Linked DNA regions of Mus musculus: region 1 is linked to region 2. A link is a loop called in an ENCODE intact Hi-C map of the cell type or tissue named here. Cell type or tissue: heart. All regions are shown on one strand. Links, peaks and the distances in the headings refer to the core of each region. The heading gives the core; the rest is flanking DNA.

Region 1 (9,890 bases), core at 1,402-9,401, 63 kb before region 2:
GCTCCCAGAGGTCAAGCAGGGAAACACTCTTTTGTAAGCAGAACCCCCTCCTCTCTTCTTCCCACACAATAAAGGTTTCATGCTGTATTATACAAAGACTTACACTGTATTATACACATCACTATTAAATTCCTCTCAACCCTTTCTACTTCAAATATCTCAAGCATGGAATTAAAACAAAACAAAACAAATTAAAACAAAACAAAACAAAACAACCATCCACTTGAAGACCCAAAACAGAAAATAAAGTTCATAGAAATCTGGGGGGAAACGGACGAGAAGGCCACAGTCACTTTCTCTTCTATTAATGGACCCTTACTAGCCTTTTAAGAGATGAGAGGCACATTATCACTAGACAAAAGGAAAAAAAAACAGGAAAGATGAAAGAGAATTCTAGACTTTATTTAAAAATATGCCTATTTTGCTAACAGTTTCAAAGCATTTGGGGGCAGACAGATCAACACTACCCACTGTTTTACTAAGTCTAGGGAAGAGCTGCAACCGGGTTATAGTTTATCTCGGTTTTATCCTTCCAAATATTTACACTCCTTTCCCTGGCTCCTTAACCCTGAATCTTTTTACCTTTATGCTGTGGTTCAAGAAAATGTGTTGTTTCGGGGGTGGAGGGGGGACGACGACGACGACACTGATTTGTTTAAAGGTAGAGAGAGAATGTAAGGTCTTATCGCCTCCTTTCTTTTTGAGAAAGTGGTCCACTACACAGCCTATTCTGGCCTGTAACTTTCGGAGATTCTCTTGCTTTAGTTTCCGATTACTCAAATTACAGGCATGAGCCATTATCATGCACAACTTGAGTACCCGCTTCTTAATACACAACTAGATTTATCTAGTCCTCTTCTAGCCCATTATGCCCAGTAGACCACCGAGGACCAAAGCAGGCTGAGAAGGGAGGTGGCATCCTTAAGCCCAGCTGGTCTTTGTTTCCCTGCTCTCATGTACTGGTTTTGCAAAGCAACCCAATTCCCATCAACAAACATTCTGGATGTACTGAAGGACTTTCCCACCGTGAGATTTAAGCTGGTGCGTCTGTTCGGCAGTCTGAGAAATTCAGAAGGGAGCTAAAAATTGTGATTCTATCATTGGGCGAAAACCCAGACCTCTCGAGACGTTTTTCAACTTTAAGTCTCTTCTGCCTAATTAATGGCATGTGCTTTTGTTCTTTTTCTACCCACAAGAGGGAAAGAATAGGAAAAGGGAGGAGAAAAGAAAAATGAAAAAGCCCTCTCCTCTTCCCTTGAGGAAGTCCCTACCTCCAAGAGTCCCAAGATGCGAAAAGCCTATGGGATGTTTACAACCTTAACGTTACCCGCATCTCAGTGCCTTTATTCCAGAGGCTAGGAATTCACGCCGCATCCCAGGGCAAATCTGCCGACCCCGAGTCCCCACCGCGGGGGTACCTGGGGAGCGCGCGGCGCTGGGAGCCTCCGACTTTGCAAACTGATGGGCAGCAAGGGACAACTTTTGGGCGCTGGGTGTCAGGGGTCGGCCGGGGGCTGCAGGGAAGCAGCGGCGCCGGAGCTCGGCGCATCGTCCTCCCGCCCACGCCCCCGCGGCGCCGAGCGCAGAAACCGGCTGGGCCCGGCCTCGCTCCCCGCAGGCGACCGGCGCGGGGACCCGCCGCGTCCACACTCGCACAGGTTGCCCGGCGCGGGCGGGACGTACCGGCCCCGCCGCTTTCCCAGGGCATCCTCGCTTAGAGCGGCCGCGGCCCCGAACTCCGCGCCGCCCACTCCGACCCGGCTCCGGCCGGGCCGCTCGCCAGCCGCAGCTCCGCGCCCGCCTCGGCAGCGCCGGCCTCGGGCTTTTGTTCGGCCGCGACGCGAGCAGCGAGCGCCGCCTGACGAGGGGCGGCTGGGCTGGGGCAGGCGCCTCGGCGCTCTCCACACGCAACGCTCCTCTCCCGCCCTCCCGGCCCCGGAGGAAACGTCGGCCGCACGACTCACCTCACCGCCGGCCTCCGGGCTCTCCCGGGCAGCGCCGCTGGCCCCGCAGGCAGCCGCGCGTCCCTCAGGTTCCCCGAGCGGCCGAGGACCGCAGGCGCGCCGAGCCTTCGCGAGCGTCGAGGCGCGCGGCCCGGGGAGGGAGGTGCGCGCGCACGTGCCGCGCATGCGCGCTACGGTCAGCCTCCTATCCAGCTCCTGGCTGTGCAGCGCTGACCGGCTTCGTTGTTCTCAGCCTGGCGTCCTAGGTGATAGTGACGTCTTGAGCGCCGCGCGTCGGTTTGGTGGTTCCCAGCGCTGGAGGCATTCATCCAACATGTGCCCAGTCCTTCTTGCAAAGTCCGCCTGAGCCAAGTTCTCAGTGCGGGTCCAGTGCGGAAGCCAGTGTGCCAACCTCGGACCTCGGGGACTCACGGTGAAGGGTAGTGCCGCGCACAGGTAGCAAGGGACACCCGGTCTGTTGCAACGCTGCACTCTGACCGGCGAAGCAGGTGCACACTTCGCGTCCTCTCCACCGAGACCTTACTATAAACAGACGGAGCTTGTGCTCGCTGGTGACATGCCTCATCTTCCGCTTAGAGGGCTCCCCACTCCCTTTGCTATATGCACGGCTTGAGGAGCTGAAAGATTTCTTTAGAGGTCATCTAAACACAATTTTATTTTTTCCCAACAGGGAGAAGAACTCTCAGAAAGGTTGGATGTCTTACTTAGTCACACAGCATTTTAATGGAAGAGCCTGTATTCAATTAATCGTGATTGCGTTTCTCTTTGTTACAGGGTTTTACCTATCTTTCTTTTTGTCCATCTTCAACTTAGAGTCCATGGCTTCATTTGGTTCTCTTGGTAGCTCACAGGACATACAGCAACGTTGGCCCTGTTGCAAGTGATTGTACTTGACACTACTGACCCTTATGTTTATAAATGGCTACGGTGAGAACATATGGGCTGAAGATACAGTTCTGTTGGTAAAACATTTGCTATACAAGCGGAAGAACCTGAGTTACATCCCCAGAACCCACAAAACAACAACAACAACAAAATAACAACAACAAAATCAGTCCTAATAGCAGGCACTTGTGGTCCCAGTGCTGGGGAGGTGGAGCCAGGGTGGGTCCTGGGGCTAGCTAGTCACTCAGCCTAGCCCATTTGGTGAATCCCCAGGCCAGTGAAAGATTTGTCTCAAAAAACTAGGTGGAGAGCAACTGACTAACACACCTGTAGTTGACCTCTGGCCCATAGGTGTACAGAGAGACAGATAACAAGAGACAGAGTCAGATATAATTTTTAAAAGGTTCTCAGGTAATTTAGTGAATGCTGAAAAGTCTTGTGCTCAGGTCAGTCTCACATCAGAATTGACAGAATTTGATAGGCCAGCGTGATAAACAAAATCTGAAATAGCAATTTCCACTTTCCTTATTGGCACTTGTGCAGCAACATTTTCAGGACAATAATGTTGATTCTTAGGGCCATTCCAGGCAAATCAGCATGCCCCAGGGACCCAGTGGTGTCTCTTGATGAGAGTAAATGAAGAGGCAGGTGGTATATGGGGGTGGAGGAGAAACTTTGTCATAGCTTTATGTAGTGCTAGATCCCCATTACTAAGGCACTGGAAATGTGCTTGCAGGAGCCTTCTTACTCAGTGTACACAGTACGCTATAAAAACAGACACAGGCCACGCCACTGCTCACATCAGCAGATGGGGATGACACAGACACAATTACAAATATATCAACATCGTCAGGTCCCATAAATAAATACAATACTTAGCAGAAAAGGAAACTGCTATATATAAGTGGTAGTACATCTTTAAAAACTGTCAAGAATAAATCACTTGTAAGAGTGAACATATATGCCGGGCAGTGGTGGTGCATGCCTTTAATCCTAGCACTTGGGAGGCAGAGGCAGGTGGATTTCTGAGTTCAAGGCCAGCCTGGTCTACAGAGTGAGTTCCAGGACAGCCAGGGCTACACAGAGAAACCCTGTCTCGAAAAACAAAAACAAACAAACAAACAAAACAAAGAGTGAACATATATATAATGAAACTGTCCAAAAAGGAACAAGAAGGCGGTGCACAAATTGTTTTCTAGACATAGCAAGGACAATGGGATCTGTGTGCGGAAAGGGCTACTACATGCATGTCTGGTAAACACACAGAGAGGGAGAGAGAGGGAAGGAGAGAGAGAGGGAGAGAGAGAAAGAGAGAGAAGAGCACGCATATTGGTGGAAACATCTTTGTGGAGATACAAGTGTTTGTTATAAAATCTCTAAGCTTTTCTTTATGTGTGATATGTTCCACACAGAAGTAATGTCAAAGTATCACAAGACACTGGGCTATGTGTGCATGTTCCTTAGGAACACAGTGGGAATGGGGTGACTCACAAGGAACACAGTGGGAACGGGGTGACTCATTCCCCTTTAGGGGAGCAGTCAGTTGGAGGAACTGTGGGACATGAGGAGACCCAGAAGGTACTGTTAAGAGCAGAGAAGAGGGGATCCTCTATGAGGAATGGAAACATTCAAATCCCATGGGGATAACTCCAGATGCTTTCTAGGTCCCATCTCCCTTTCCTTCCATGTTGTAACCACTAATAGAAAGTCTTTAACAAGGGGGAACTTCACAGAGAGACTCAGCCACCTAGGCATTGTTAAAACTGGTGCCTTTCTGGATGAACCCGTTTTTTGAAACCATAAATGTTAACTGGTAATGCATGGTAATTTAGTATGACATCTTTACCTGCCTCCCCCAGGCCACCCCCTCACATCCCCAAAGGCTTTGTCTATTCATTTACATACAAGCTGGTCATTTGGAAAAACCACTAAGTTGGAATCCAGACAACCTAGGTTCTCGTTTCAGCTTTGCCACTTACTGATCCACTGTTAACTTAGGGAAAGCGCCAACCTCCACGAGATGCACTGTCCCCTTTTCATTTAAATGGTAGATATGCAAATTCTGCCTATTTAAAAAAAATAAATAAATGAAAGGGAAGGCTGGCAAAATGGCTCGTAGGTAAAGGCATTTGGTGGCAAGCCTTATTACATGAGTTCAAGCCCTGGACTTACGTGATGCAGAGACTCGGCTCCTGAAAGTTGTTTTCTGACCTCTACACATGGCAGACACAGGCTAACACTCAGACATAGATACACACATGTAAATAAACCTAAATTTAAAACTATACTATTTTTAAAAATGATGAAACACGTAGGATCTGTAGGACTGCTTAAGTTGGAGGTGTCCGTTGTTTTAGTACGCAAAGGTAGTTTGGGAAGTTGTATTCTTTTTAGGTACTGGGGTTAAGTTTTGGTTTGCTGCTGCTTATCAAAATTGTTTTGCACTGTTTACACAGGCATGGGATTTCCAACTTCTCGGAATTCTTCAGGACTTGTTATCACAGCTACTAGATCCGTTGGTTATTTGCACATTACACTGTTGAGTTTCTCTCATTAGATTTCTCTTATGTTTTAGACAGGGTTTTGGAGTTCTGGCTAGTCTCCAACTCCCTTTGTAGCCAAAACTTTCCTAGGAACCCTGACCCTCTTGCTTCCACCTCCGTAGTGCTAGGATTGCAGGATTGAGCTACCATTCCCGCCTTCAGATTTCTTCCTTCCTTCCTTCTTTCTTTCTTTCTTTCTTTCTTTCTTTCTTTCTTTCTTTCTTTCTTTCTTCCTTCCTTCCTTCCTTTCCTTCCTTCCTTCCTTCCTTCCTTCCTTCCTTCCTTCCTTCCTTCCTTCTCTCTTTCTCTCTTTCTTTTTTCTTTCTTCTTTTTTTTTAATCCTTGAATTCTGTGGTTCTCACTACAAGTTGGGTGCTCAATACATTTAGCTAATTAAATGTGACTGGATCTTAAAACCTAAATACAGTTATTCTTATAAGGGCGTGCCATCTGCTGGTTCCCTGGCGTATCTGTCACTTGGCTTGGGGCAGTTCCCCCACGACCTCCCCTCCCCTCTGCAGGTGCTTTTTTTCCCATCTGACCCGTAGCCAATTGTTATTTCCTCCGTCTGGGCAGTCTTAAAACCTGGCATAATGGAGTTTGCGTTTCGGAGCTCCCGAGTGACCAGAGCAACACAACTGAGCATGCTCGGTCTGTTTTGGAACACAAACGCAGCAAGTCTTGAAGGGAGGTTTTTCAAGGCTGCTGGTTTCAGGATTGGATACAGCTTCCTCCAAGAATTTTATCAAGATGTTACAGCTCCTCCCACTCACCCGACTGCCACACTTTCTCCTTTTATCTCTGTGCCCAATTTTGGAGCCAGCCTTCCTTGGATACCCTGGCCAATCAAGAGTCCACACATTGTTGCCTAAGAGACCCCGGATGCCAGCGACAGGATTTATAGATGGCGATTGGCCTGCTGGAAGCAGTAAGGTGGGGGCTGAAAGGAGTCAAAGAAAGCTGCCCTAGTGCAACGATAGCAACCCCAGAACCAGAGGCTTGAAGAAGGAAGCCAGCTGCTGAGGTGAGCAGTGGGTAGAGCAGGAAAAACACGGAGATTCTGAGAGAGCTCCCCAGCTTCCCAAAAGCTTGCTGGGGCTCCTGGGGATTAAAGTGCGCTGCGGTTTCAATGGCTGCTTCACACCTCTGCAATTAACAACCAACAATTACAGTGCAGGTCAAGCAGTAGCTTTGAGAACCATGCATTACAGTGCTTATTTCGGTTTTAACTATTTGAATATAGGGTGAATTCCTATTTAAACCTACCCGCCCTCTATTTCTGATACTGTGCGAGATCCCCTTTGTCTGGTGATTTTACAGTGTACTGTGGGAGAATTGTGTGTTAGCAGAGAAACTCAATCCTAGTCTTCGTTGTAACCTCCGAATAAAACTCTTGACAACCTTGAGTATTTCCTCTGTGCCAGGGTCAGCATATTCTGAGTTTCAGTGTGCAGTCCCACAAGGTTTAATTCTCAAACTCCCCCTCCCCATGCTCTTCCAGGACATTTTCCCCCTTCCATTGAATAACATTTATTGAGCATCTACTATGTACGGCTGTGATACTGTGACTGGAGTTTAAATGAGCAGTGACAGAATACACGAGCCCCAAAGCATCAGGGCCTCATGCCACTGTCCTTACAGTGGTCAGGCTGTCAGTGGATTTGGACAGAGTACAGGAAAAGGGGGCACTAGGTTGAAATAGTTACATTGAGTTGACCCAGACTTCGAGTTGAGGAATTGGAATTCCAGTCATTAGTGAGATGAGACGGTTTGGCAGCACAGACCCTGCAAGAGGCAGGTGGATCTTTGTTACTTTAAAGCCAACCTGGTCTACATAGCAAGTTCCAGGCCGACCAGGGGTATGAGGCAGACTCTATCTCAAAACAAAAACAAAATCGAGACAGAACAAAACGAAACTTAGGGCTTGGAGTATCGAATACTTGGTAGAATGCTTGTCCAGCATGCATGAAGCCAGAACCCAACTCTGCATAAATCAGGCGTGTGGCGAACACTGCAATCTAGAACTTGAGAGATGCAGGCAAAAGGATCCGAAGTTTAAGGTCATCCATGACTTCAGGAGCAGGTTTGAGGCCTGCCTGGGATAGATCCTTAGGAAAATTATTGTGTAATGGGGATGGTGTGGACAATGGCTCAGAAGATTTAGGTCAGACCGGAAGCATGTGACAACTGGGACCTCTGCTTGGGTGTTGGGCTTTAGCTTGGAGCCATATGTAGGGGGTGAGAACCCTGGGCCTTCTTTCTACAGTTTTATCCCAAGTTACATGAAACACAATGACAGGCAGCCATTAAAAGGAAAGGGAGTCATAAGTACCTGCAACTTGTACCTGTGGACAAGGATGAGACAATCTTTGCTGTCTTGGTAGACAGGATGCAATTATTTATTGTATGTGTTATGTGAAAACTTCTGTGTTTTGAATAGTAGCCAGTAGTTTATTTGTGAACTTGTGTATGCATACAAACTATGTACACTGTTCATCTTCTGGGATTGAGGGAGGAGGGAAGAATCAGAAAAGGAGAATTACAAAAGATAGATAAGACGTCCCCACTGGCATGCCCTCTCCATGACTGTCACCAAGAGTAGTGCCTCCTGGCTAACCCCACCTCCTGGAAACTACCGCTGCTGCTTTGAAGAAAGCCTAATCTAAAGTGGTTTTCAGTCCCAAGGAACCAGGAGGAAGAAAACAGCCTGGGCAGACCCTTAGGGTATCTTTGAGAAAAGCTACTTTAGCTTCATTCAGAAATGGTACCTAGAATACATCAAATGGCTTTCCACACATGCAAGGGAGCTTCTCAGATTAATACAGAGATTTTTTTTTAACCTGGGGGAAGCAGAATTTTAGCTTCATGTGTATTTTCCTAGGAAGAGATGCATAGATTTTTATCCCGGCAGCTTTATGATTTTTAAAGCAGCTACTGTCTTAAAGGAAGAAGAAGGGGGGCGGGGCTGGACACAGTGACAAACTCCAGTAATAACAGCACTGAGAAGATTGAGGTGGTGAGATCTTGAGTTTGAGGGCATCCTGGACTACAGTAAGTCCCTGTCTCAAGATAAAAAACAACAAGCAGTATACAATTTTACCTGAACAGATATGAACTAGGTGGCGTTGCTTTGTATCTGTGGTCTTCCTGCTCACCTGTGTGTGTCTGGCTGCTAGTTAGCCATGCTGCAATAAAAGTATTCCCTGTGCCTTTTGTAACCTACCTAAAAAATGTAGTAACTTAGACATTAGGAGCTGAGAAAGGCCCAAAGGCTAATCTGAGCCCCTTCATACCAGGGCTTCAGTGGCAGAACCATGGGAAGGTGTTGACTATTGAACACTTCTCAACATTGTTCATTTATAGAGTCATCTCAGCCATAGTTCTACTTGTGTGTGCAAACCCATCTTTTAGGGGGGAAGTAGAAACACTGAGGGCAGGCACTCACACTACTGTCCATTGTAAAATATTCCATCATGGTCCCCTAAAGTACAGGTTTTGGGAGTTCTATATCTGACAAGTTCTAAGAAAGATTGAAGGAGATTACTCAGGCCACCTTGGCAAGACTTTTCCTCTCTTTATCTTTTAAGCATCATTTTGGAGATACACATACCTAGGATTTTTTTTTTAAACTGCACAAAGTGGGGATCGAGAGATGGCTCAGAAGTTGGGGTGCTTGTTGTTCTTGTAGAGGACCCAGGTTCAATTCCCAGCAGCCACACCATGGTTCAAACCATCTATAGCTCCAGTTCCAGAAGACCTGATGTCCCATTCTGAACTCATCAGGCACTAACCATGCATGTGGTGCACATACATATATACAGACAAGACGTGCACACACAAAAATAAATAAGTTTAAGAAAAAATTTTTTAAAGAAATAGAAGAACTGGTATTAAAAAAAAAACTTCACAAGGTTAAAAAAAAATGTTGCAAAACTAGACACAGCATCTAGCTAACAGATGCAGAAGAGGAAAGGGTGTGTAGCTTCTGGGGGTCAGAGGAGTGGGGGTAGCATTGTAGTCTGCTCAGGTGACTAATGCAGAAAAGAGTAAGCCACGGTCAGTCCATCTGTAACGTGATCCAATCACCCAGCAGCTGTTGTCATGAGAGGGCCACTGATGGCCCCTAAAGGAAGACAGAAAGCAGCAACTGGACACCTGGAAAATGAGCCAACCAACCCACACCAGTGGGGAAAAGGAATTCTTTATGGAAATTAAGCTACGTTGATTAAAAGTAGGCAGAGTGTATACCAGATCATCAAAACCGGCAGAATTCTTCCCAATAAACTCGTCTGTCCATCTCCAAAGCCGTGGCCTTGACCACTACATGTTTGCCCCTTTAGTATGTCTTAGGCTAGAACTCTTTTACACTAAGATCAGAGGAGGGGTGTTAATGACCCAAGGACAAAAAGTAGACGTTTGTTTTGAGACAGGATCTTACTGTGTAGCCAAGGCTGGCCTTGAAATCTCTATGGAGACCAATATGGCCTTAAATTCAAAG
Region 2 (10,245 bases), core at 1,329-9,328:
GTAAAGTAGAATAATGGAAAAGCAGTGTTTGCTGTTATTGTCTGAATATGAAGGAACCCACGAGAGGCTGATGCATTGAAAGCTTGGTCTCTAGGTGACAAATCCAATCACTGTGGGATGATTACACCATGAGGGTTCTGACGTCATCAGTACATTAATTCATTATAGAGTTACACCAAGTAAGATTTTAGGAGGTGAGGCTGGTTGGAGGGAGTAGGTCCCAGAGTTCGTCCTCTGAAGAGTCTGTCTTATTCTTGGCCCCTTCCTATCTAACGCTCCACCCCGTTTGCAACAAAGTGAGCTCTGGTTTCTTCTGTGGCCAAATAAATCCTTCCTCAGCAAGCTGTCTATTGTAGGTATGTTGCGCAGTAAGGAAAAGGATGGCAAACACGGCTGTCCATTGTGATACCAAACAGTCTACACACACACACACACACACACACACACACACACACACAAAGAGTTTTGACAGTGGCCCAGACTGGTGGTACAGAAGAAAGTGGTGTGTGTCCAGATGATAGGTAGGGACAAAACACAATCTAGTAATAATCACTTCATTTGTCCCACATAGCGTTGCACTAAAGCATCCTTCCGCGCTGAGATCTTGTGTCTTTCCCATGGGAAGGGTGTTCTCTTCCCAGAGCCTGTGTCCTCATGGACACTTCCATTTCTTTAGTTGGCCAGACAGTTGTTCCATTTGAAACAAAGGGAACACAGGCTCTGGAGGGTAATACACCAGGAACCATGGGCAGATGGAGAACCTGGACAGTCTGCAAATGGACGACCCTTGATCATGTCATAAGTAGTTACACTCGAGGAGGGACACGGCTGGCACTGTGGTGTGAGCCATCCATTAGGGCTCTGTGAAGGCTGCAGGCAGAGCCTTTGTTCCCTTCTTGAAGCCTAGGGTTCTGAAGTCTGGTGGGGCCTGAGTCACCTTTGAAGTTCTAGTCATAAGAGGTTCATAGTGTCACTTCTGTTTCTTTAGTCAACTGGACAGTTGTTCAATTTGAAACAAAGGCAACACAGACGCTGCAGGGTTGCAAGGTTCTGGAAGGACACCCACAGACACCAAAATGGACTTTGTTTGTGCGAATACATATTGTTTTTCATACACTTTCCCCACCAGCCTCCCATTTATTTCTGTTGATCTACTTGTATTTGAGAGGGTTGCAAGTACCCCAGGCTGACCTTGACCTTAGTATGTATCTGAAGATGATCTTAAACTGTCTCCACCTCTTGATGTTGAAATTACTGGTGTGTATAAGACTACCACACTCAATGTATGAGACACTGGGAAACAAACCCCAGGCATTGTGGGTACTGGATAGGCACTCTAGCAACATTGTAATATGCCTAGCCCCTCCCAGTTATTCATTTTTATTTCTTTTGGTGCTGGGGATTGAACTCAAGGTCTATGTACAAGCTGCACAGGGGAGCTATGACCCCACCCTTTCCCACAGACTTTAAATCATTTCTAGGTGACTTGCAATTCCTAAAACAATGTGAGTAGTTGTTAAACTGTGTCTTTTGTACTATGACAAGATGGGACAGTACTGACAGTACATGGCAGGCCTGGCTGCTGCGTGGTGGATGTATATCAGCAATATTGTGATAACTTTTCCTAGCTCTGTGTGTGTGTGTGTGTGTGTCTGTGTGTGTCTGTGTGTGTCTGTGTGTGTCTGTGTGTGTCTGTGTGTGTCTGTGTGTGTGTGTGTTAGAGCCCAAGAACACAGAACCTGCAGATACAGAGGACCTAACTGGTTGGTTGTGAGAAATAAACCTTTTCTTGCTTTTAAGGAACCTGAGAAGCTGAGGAGAGGAGAGGGCAGCTGTTGCAACACATGGGCTTGAACAGGGTACCTCGAGCAGAGCTGAAAGAGAGGACTGACGAAGCAGTCTGGGAGGAGCTACAGATGGGGATGGCTGTTCCAGCAGAAAGCCTAGGATGAGTCCATGAAGGTGGTGTGGGATGTACAAGGGGGAGAGAGAGAGAAACGACCCAGTGAAATAGCCAGAGACCCGGGGAGAAGCCAGAGAGTCAGTTATCCTGGTGTGCCCAGGACTGACTTGGCTTCAGGGGCTTGGGTCGCTAGCTCCGTGCAAGCAAGTGCAAGGCCCTGGATATAATCCTCAGCAAGGCCAAAGCCGAGGGGAGGAGAAGGGTAAGAAGAAAAGGGGGAGCTGGGCGTGGTGGCACACGCCTTTAGTCCCAGCACTTGGGAGGCAGAGGCAGGCAGATTTCTGAGTTCGAGGCCAGCCTGGTCTACAGAATGAGTTCCAGGACAGCCAGGGCTACACAGAGAAACCCTGTCTCAAAAAACCAAAAAAAAAAAAAAAGAAAGAAAGAAAGAAAAGAGAAGAGAAGAGAAAAGAAAAGAAAAGAAAAGAAAAGAAAAGAAAAGAAAAGAAAAGAAAGGGAAAGAAAGGGAAAGGAAAGGAAAGGAAAGGAAAGAAAAGAAAAGAAAAGAAAAGGGGGAGGAAGGAGAGGGATGGAGGGTGATAGAAAGACGGAGCGAGCATAAGGAGGAGATGGAGGAAAGGGGGGAGGGGAAGATGAGGAAGAAGAGAGGAAGGGAAAGAGGAAAGAGGAAAGAAGAGAAGGCTGAAAACAAGGAGCATCTCCAGGAAGCCCCTCAGTCGCCATGAGTTGTTCTGGAGACTTGGATGGCCCACGAGAGCTGATGGTTTCTATAGAAACCCGTCTGAGCTGCCATGAGGTTGGGGAGAGAGCCGGAAAGTCAGTCAAGAGCCCGAACAGGAATCTGAGCCCTGCCAGGAAGTCAAGGCTTCGCCCTAGGTACTGAACAGTTGATCCGGGACTGTGAGATAGGAAAGCGATCTGAGGAGACTTGCATTTAGAGGGCTCTGGTGCCTGGGTAACTGGAAAGAGGGGATGTGCAAAGAACCGCCCATCACAGAGTCTCCAGAGAGGTGGAGCGAGACCGGGGAGCTAGAAGGATATAGACTCAAAGCGACAGCAGGACTTGGAGATACAGAGAAGGTTGGCGAGAGAGACTCTCGGGTGCCTGGCATCAGCACTTGGAAAACAATGGGGAAGTAATGAGGGTGGTTCAGAAAGGCCTTCCCACACCACCCTGCCCTGGAATGCAAACAAACCGTTCCTTCCCCTGCAGCTGCTGTTGGTTTGACGGTGATCTTGCTGGGTGTGCAAGTGTATTGGACGTCCCAGGGACAAGGGGAGGGGGTGAGAACTGCGGGGTAGTCAGGAGGCTCCTCTGGAGGGTGAGGAGGAGGAGAGAGAGAGAGAGGCTGTGTTAAACTGTAGGTTTCAGAAGCCCTTGCCTACTCTGGTTTGGTTTCCACAAGACCCTTAGTGGGGGGGGGGGGGGGAGAAAGGAAGGAGGGGCAGAGGGAGGACCTGGCACCTTTATCTTACCGTTGCGGAATTTAGGATGGAGTAGCAAGCCCAAGCAATGACTGTCTAACAGCAGGCCTGGGTCATGACTGAGAGTTTGACTCCAAAGAACACCTCTTCCCACCTCACAGTTGCTCCATAGCCACTCTTCCTGAGTGGACACGGCCTCCTCATTCAGTATTTGGCCTGGAAATCCTCCCATTTCTCCCCACAGCCTAGAGGGCAGAGAAGGTGGCAGGGAGTGGGAAGGATTAGATCTGGTGTTCCCATGGGCTTTCAGAGAGCGGCTGAAGACTGCTGTCAAGAACTGGAATTAGCTGGGCATAGTGGCATACACCTTTAGTCCCAGCATGAGATCTCTACCAGCCTGGCCTACATAGTGAATTCTAGGACAGTCAGAGTTACTTAGTGAGACCGTCTCAAAACAAACAAATAAATAAATAAATTTCGGATTATCAGATAATTTCTTCCTTTTCTTTTTTATATTTTAAATTTTTTCTTTTTTTCTTTTTTCTCTTTTCTAATTCTTTTGTTGTTGTTGGGTTTTGTGTTTTTTGGTTTTTTTTGGTTTGTTTTGTTTTTGTTTTTGTTTTTTTTTTGTTTTTCGAGACAGGGTTTCTCTGTATAGCACTGGCTGTCCTGGAACTCACTTTGTAGACCAGGCTGGCCTCGAACTCAGAAATTCGCCTGTCTCTGCCTCCCAAGTGTTGGGATTAAAGGTGTGCGCCACCACGCTATGCCCAGAATCTCTTAAAGAGACATAAAAAAAAAAAAAAAAGATGAAACTGGAGCCTTCAGATAAAGCCCAGTGTCGTCTCAAATGTTTAAACCACACACGTTTCCATTCCCACGTGAATTTTGATGTCTGTCCTTTCCAGTTTTGATTCTTCTGTTTGTGGTCTTCCTCCCATTTCTCTCTGTCCATCTTCAGTTGTAGTCATAAATCTCAACTACCCACCCTCTAGGATGGAATTCTTCACAGGATCCCAGATTCTCCACATGTTTCCATATTTCTTTTATTAAGCAGGCACATGACTGGTGTTTGACAGTAATGCTGTCATCAGAATGTTAAGAAATTCGCATTTCTCAGCTGGCTTCGTTAGTCCCGGGCTCCAGCAGAGAATGGACGCTAGAGGGCGCTACTTCCCCTCTTTTCTAAGTCTAGACAGCAGCTCCCGTCCTGATCTCCTGGGTCTTCCAAAGTTTGTCACTCATTTGCTTTGAGCACGGTTCACCAGCTTTTTCAGAGTTCTGGGTGTACGTGTACACCTTCGAGAAACGCTCATTAATTCACTTCAAGTCTTTTGTTTCACTTAAATTACTTTTTTAGTGCTAGGATTTTTTTTTAAAGTTTAATTAATTTATGTATATGAGTGCTCCATCTTCAATCACACCAGAAGAAGACATAGGATCCCATTACAGATGGTTGTGAGCCACCATATGGTTGCTGGGAATTGAACTCAAGACCTCTGGAAGAGCAGTCAGTGCTCTTAACCACTGAGCCATCTCTCCAGCCCAGCATTTATATTTTTAATAAGTCCAGCATGGTCTATATAAAGAGTTCCAGACCAGCAAGGGCTACATAGTAAGCCTGTATCCCAGCAAACGCAAACAACCCCCTGCCATCAGCAAACACGAACAGGGATTGAATAACTCTGAAGTCAGGGGGAGTGGAGGTAGGGATGAGTTGGTGAAGCCCTGGATACTTGGTTCTGGTGTTCATTTGGCATGTGTTTCCTGTAATTCGTTCCTGATGAGATTTCGATATGTTTCATTTCATCTTTAAAAAGAAACAAACAAAAAAGCAGGAATACTTTTCAAGAAGGAAACTGACCATATAATTGACATGAATTACAAAAATCACAACTGCTAACACATGCCCAGAAGGAAACCAAGCCTCATCTGCTATCACCAAATATTTACTATTGATGTGCTGTTGGCTCATCTGTGTTATAGTCCAAGAATGCTAGCAGATCCCAGGGTGGACGCTCACTACTGGGGGAAAAACAAGAAGGGGGAGGGTCATTTTCAAACCCAGCAAGTTTGATCCTCTAACTTTTCCTTTTTCTGGGAAATGAGGACACAATTTGTAATCATTTGATATGAGGACAGACCGCCTCGATCACAGATTAAGTCCGGGCATGGACCACGGGAAGTTAAGGTCCCCAAAGGATGAGCGAGAGCTTTTAAACAGATGACTCTGGTAACTGGATACAGGACAGGTTGATGGTGGGTGCTGAGAACACTAACTAGGAGATCACAGTGGTGAATAGCTGTAATCTGAGCTGGAAATGCAGTAATCAGACCTTGTATCTACACAACGTGTACACTTTCCTTTTATAGACCCTCCTACAAGCAATTATATGAGCTAGGCTGAATCCCTTTTTTAAAAGTTTAGAGGTTTAATTAGAAAAGTGGATATATACCCAGACACTATTGCACAATGCCAGAAAGATTTTGCTGAAGGGACCCTGTTATAGCTGTCTTGTATGAGGCTATGCCAATGCCTGGCAAATACAGAAGTAGATGCTCACAGTCTATAAGATAGAACACAGGGCCTCCAGTGGAGAAGCTAGAGAATGCACCCAAGGAGCTGAAGGGGTCTGCAACCCTATAGGTGGAACAACAATATGAACTAACCAGTACCCCCAGAGCTCGTGTCTCTAGCTGCATATGTAGCAGAAGATGGCCTAGTTGGCCATCACTGGGAAGAGAGGCCCCCTGGTGTTGCAAACTTTATATGCCCCAATACAGGGGAATGCCAGGGCCAAGAAGCGGGAATCAGTGAGTAGGGGAGCAGGGCGGAGGGAGGGTATAGGGAACTTTCGGGATAGCATTTGAAATGTATATAAAGAAAAAATCTAATAAATGAATAAATAAGAAAGAAAGAAAGAAAGAAAGAAAGAAAGAAAGAAAGAAAGAAAGAAAGAAAGAAAGAAAGAAAGAGAGAAAGAGAAAAAGAGAGAAAGAGAGAAAGAGAAGTGGGCTTTATGAGAGAGATTTTACAAAACCAGGATTCAAGGGCAGGAGTGAGTGGGGCCAGAGAAGCATGAAAGCCCACCCTTGGGTGTTTAAGCTTGGGTGACCGGGGCACTGTTCTTTACTGACATGAGCTAGAGGAAAAGCTGTTGAGGAAGAGAGTTTGTGATGGTGAAAAGTTTTTTTGAAGGATTTGTTTTAATTTTATGTGTATGAGTGTTTGGCATGTGCACCACATGGGTGCTGTGCCCACAAGGGCCAGAAGATGGCACCGGATCCTCTGAAACTGGATTTGCAAATGTTGGTGAGCTGTTGTGTGGGTGCTGGGAACCAAACACAGGTCCTATGCAAGGGCAGTCAGTGCACTTAACCACTGAGCCATCTCTCCAGCCCCTGAGCCTATTCAGCATTTTTGTTTGTTTGTTTGATTTGTGGTTTTGTTTTTGTTTTGTTTTGTTTTGTTTTGTTTTATTGCTGTTGTTTGCTTGCTTGTCCCTAAGCCTAGTCTGGCCTGATACATCCCTGAGGTGGCCCTCGAGCTCCTGTTCTTCCTGCCTCTGCTCCCCGGGTGCTGTGACTCTAGTCATACCTTTCAAGAGTTGCCTATGGTCTCAGTAAAGCTCTCTGTAGAGGTCACAGGTTGACTCTGTTATCATCTGTGTCAATCTCGAGCAGTTCCTCCAGTTACCTCTGTGTTCACAGCCTTGATTTCTTGGTTTTGCAGGCTATCTTCAGTTCGGAGTTGTTCAGTATTTCTTTGTGGTTAGACCCAGGCTTCCTTCTTTGAGACTGAAGTGTCACAGTGTTTACACCACCATTTCTTACTGTGTCCTCCCAGGCAACACACAGAGTCCACTCATCTCAAGACCTGTGGTTTCCATGATTTGACTAAGATTGTGTCTGTCAGGTTTCTCCAGGGTAAAGTCACCCCCTGTCCCCACCCACCCACCCACCCACCAACCCACACAAACGAACAAGTAACTACTGAAATAATTTGAAAGGTGGTAGAGAGACTGGCCTTACTGGTACCTGTATATTTACAAAGCATCTTATAATTAAAAGAGCTCCGGGCTCTGTCTACTTTTTTGCTCAAAGAAGAAAGGAAAGGAAGGAGGAAGAGGGTGGAGAAAGGGGGAAGAGGAGGGAAGGCAGACATTTGAGGGATACATAGCTCAGTTCTAGCACATTGGCTTAATATATGTACAGCCATGGGATCCTAGCACTTGAGGCCATGCCTGAGGGCCTGCGTTCAACCCATTTTGTAGAAGAAAGTCAAGTCCCACAGCAGACCTCCACAGCAGGTGTTCAGGTTTGATGGCAAGAAGCCTTTTCCACTGAGGCAGCCCCTTTCTGTGGGCACAGGGGTACGCTGATGGACACACACACACACCTCTGCGGCCAGGAAAAGGGTTTTTATGAATCAGGGCAGAGTGAGCCTTGTCAATGCTTCAGGGACAGGTGAAGAAAGGACCTTTGACTCCAGAAATGAGGCACAATAGAGAGAACATTTGTCCCTCATACCCTGCTTTCACTAATACCCACTTGAAGGTGGAAAACATACTGGCAAGGCTGACTTGCTGGCTCAGAGACAGGTGGCAGCGCCCCAGCCTTGGAGGATTCTGGGATTGGGTCCATGTTGTGCGGTCTCCTGCAAAGAACTCAGGTTCTGAGCAAGAGGCCCTTGCCTTGCATTTTGCACAGAGGACCCTACAAGTTGCCCAGTCGGCCCAGGGTGAAGGCATAGTGTGGACTACTCTTGGTCTGGGAATGTTTCTTACTGGCGCTGAGAGGATAGCTCAGTGGGATGGCGCTGAATGTTCTAGCAAGAGCCGGTGATAGAAGTGAAGGATGGGTTCAAGGCCTTCAGAAGGAAGGTTTGGCCTTGGGCTGAAAACAGAGTGAAGATAGAAACTGGCCAGGCAAGGGGGGTGGGGTGAGGGGTGGGGCAGCCCAGGAAAAGCAAAGCACGGAAGGAAACCTGGCGTGGTGCCCAGCCCCAAGGCCGCCTTGGGCGATTGGGTTCTGGTGGCCTGGGTGTCCCTGGCGGTCCGCACAGTCGCCCGCCTGTGGGCACAGGGAGGCGCCACAGTCGTGGCAAGGCCGCCTCTGAGGCCCTGTGTTGGCCCGATGTCCCCCGGCAGGGCGGGCCCGGAGCAGCGTAGGGGCCTCCGTGGACCCGGGCACGTCCGCGCTGCGCGCCCGCCTCCGGCGCGCTAAGGCTAGCCTGGCAGGGAGGGGCCTCCAGGAGGCTCCGTTTGAGGTGATCATGATGGGGCGATCGTGTTGCAAGCTTGGCCGAAGCTTGAGGTGGGGGAGTAGGGGTTGGGGGGGGGGGTGCGAAGCCTGCCTCACATTGGCTGCAGCTCAATGCAGGACCTCACACTGCTGGCCTCGCGCTGCCGGGGGTCATCGACCCCAGCCAGTGGAAGTAGGAGAATCTTTGGTCCACTGTGTGCAGAGGAACGCTAGAGACTCGCGTGACCCCGCCTGCCTCCCCTGAATCCCACCACTTCTTCAACTGCAGCCCCAAAGGGTCTGTGTGCCTAAAGGTCTTAAGCAATTTAAGATGGGCCCTGGAAAAAAATTCTCCTGATTCAGTGAACTGGAAAGGAAGCAGGTTTGGGAACACTTTCAACCTTGACCACCACCTTAGAAAGTAATAGATAGCAGGGCGTGGTGGCGCACGCCTTTAAACCCAGCACTCGGGAGGCAGAGGCAGGTGGGCGGATTTCTGAGTTCGAGGCCAGCCTGGTCTACGAAGTGAGTTTCAGGACAGCCAGGGCTATACAGAGAAATCCTGTCTCGAAAAGCCAAAAAAAAAAAAAAAAAAAAGTAATGGCTTACCAGTATAAACTGGCAAACACGAAAATGTGTAAATAATTAGATTCCTCCCTAAATAAAGCACTCAGAATCCTACAGCCCCAAATCAAATTCTTCATATACTGGAATGTTTCATGTTTTGACATGTCTTGTTTTCTTTACAAGCCTGATAATTCTGCATAAATCATTTACTATCTTGCTTTTAAACTATTTTTGATTAATTTGTCAATGGAGGGGTGGCTTGTGCGGAGGTGATAGGTAACTTTCAGGAGTTGATCCCCTTTTAGCCAAGACTCAGCTTGATCAGGCTTGGGGGCAAGCACCTCTTCTAGCTGAGACATCTGGAGACCCTCCTCTCCCCTGACTTTGGAGTAATTCTCCTGCCTCAATTTTCTAAGTACTGGGCTCACAAGCACCAGCCAGTTCACACCTAGCTTTGCTTTTTTGTGCTTACCGCTCTCACATCTTCCATTTCTTTAAACACATCCTAAAATATGGGTAATGGTTCTATGCTAACATTGTGCAGAAAGACTCAGTGGATTTACTGTCCCTTGACTGCTTAGCTGTGTTGCTGTGGATACCAGGCTTTTTGTAGGTCCCAAACATTTCCTTCTTTGCCTCATTAAAAAAAAAGAAAGAAACAAAAAAGGAAAAACAAAAACAAACAAAAAAAAACATTTAAACTCCTGTGGTCTGACTACGGTGACCTTTGACCAGTTCTTATTTTTCAGTTTTCCAGACATTGTCTATTCTCCTTAAGCGTCAGAATTGTATCACTAAATCAGTACTTTGAAGAGCCCAAGAGGGAGACAGTATACAGTGTTTCCCCAGGGCCCCCAAGTGTAGGCCTTGATTCCAGTTAGACTCCCTCCCAGGTTCCCAGTAGACTCAGCAAGCTGGGCTAATAGTTTCAGCAGCTCCCATGGGGTCAGGCTCAAAACGAAGTCAAAGACAACATGTTGAATAATCATAATAATTATCTTATTAAGAGTCCCTTGGAGCCAGGTGTCCCTTTGTGGCACAGCCTGAAGTCCCAGTACTCAGCTGGCAGGATCAAACTCCTGAGT

The links. A loop is a pair of places that touch in the nucleus more often than their neighbours do. Peaks named below come from ENCODE experiments on the same cell type or tissue, not always from the same donor. Only the 100,000 strongest peaks of a DNase experiment are listed, where the experiment ranks them.
Region 1: it touches region 2 in a loop (2.6-fold over the local background); 2 of 42 quality-filtered maps call a loop at or near these places.

Annotation. Positions count from the first base shown.
Region 1 is chr14:65,260,368-65,270,257 of GRCm38, forward strand. It overlaps Fzd3 (frizzled class receptor 3), which reads right to left and starts at 2,096. Exons shown (of 7, transcript NM_021458.2): 1 at 1,965-2,096. Fbxo16 (F-box protein 16) reads left to right here and starts at 6,251. Exons shown (of 8, transcript NM_015795.2): 1 at 6,251-6,416. In heart, for the core only: CTCF peaks have their summits at 1,912 and 5,855 (motif pointing left); DNase peaks (open chromatin) are centred at 1,574, 2,134 and 6,154; H3K4me3 peaks cover 3,102 bases; H3K27ac peaks cover 2,597 bases.
Region 2 is chr14:65,323,632-65,333,876 of GRCm38, forward strand. Fbxo16 (F-box protein 16) reads left to right here. Exons shown (of 8, transcript NM_015795.2): 8 at 1-342. Among named protein-coding and RNA genes, the nearest start is that of Gm41178, 30 kb to the left of the region's middle. In heart, for the core only: CTCF peaks have their summits at 4,495 (motif pointing right), 6,611 (motif pointing right) and 8,417; DNase peaks (open chromatin) are centred at 4,530 and 8,450; H3K4me3 peaks cover 1,966 bases; H3K27ac peaks cover 2,335 bases.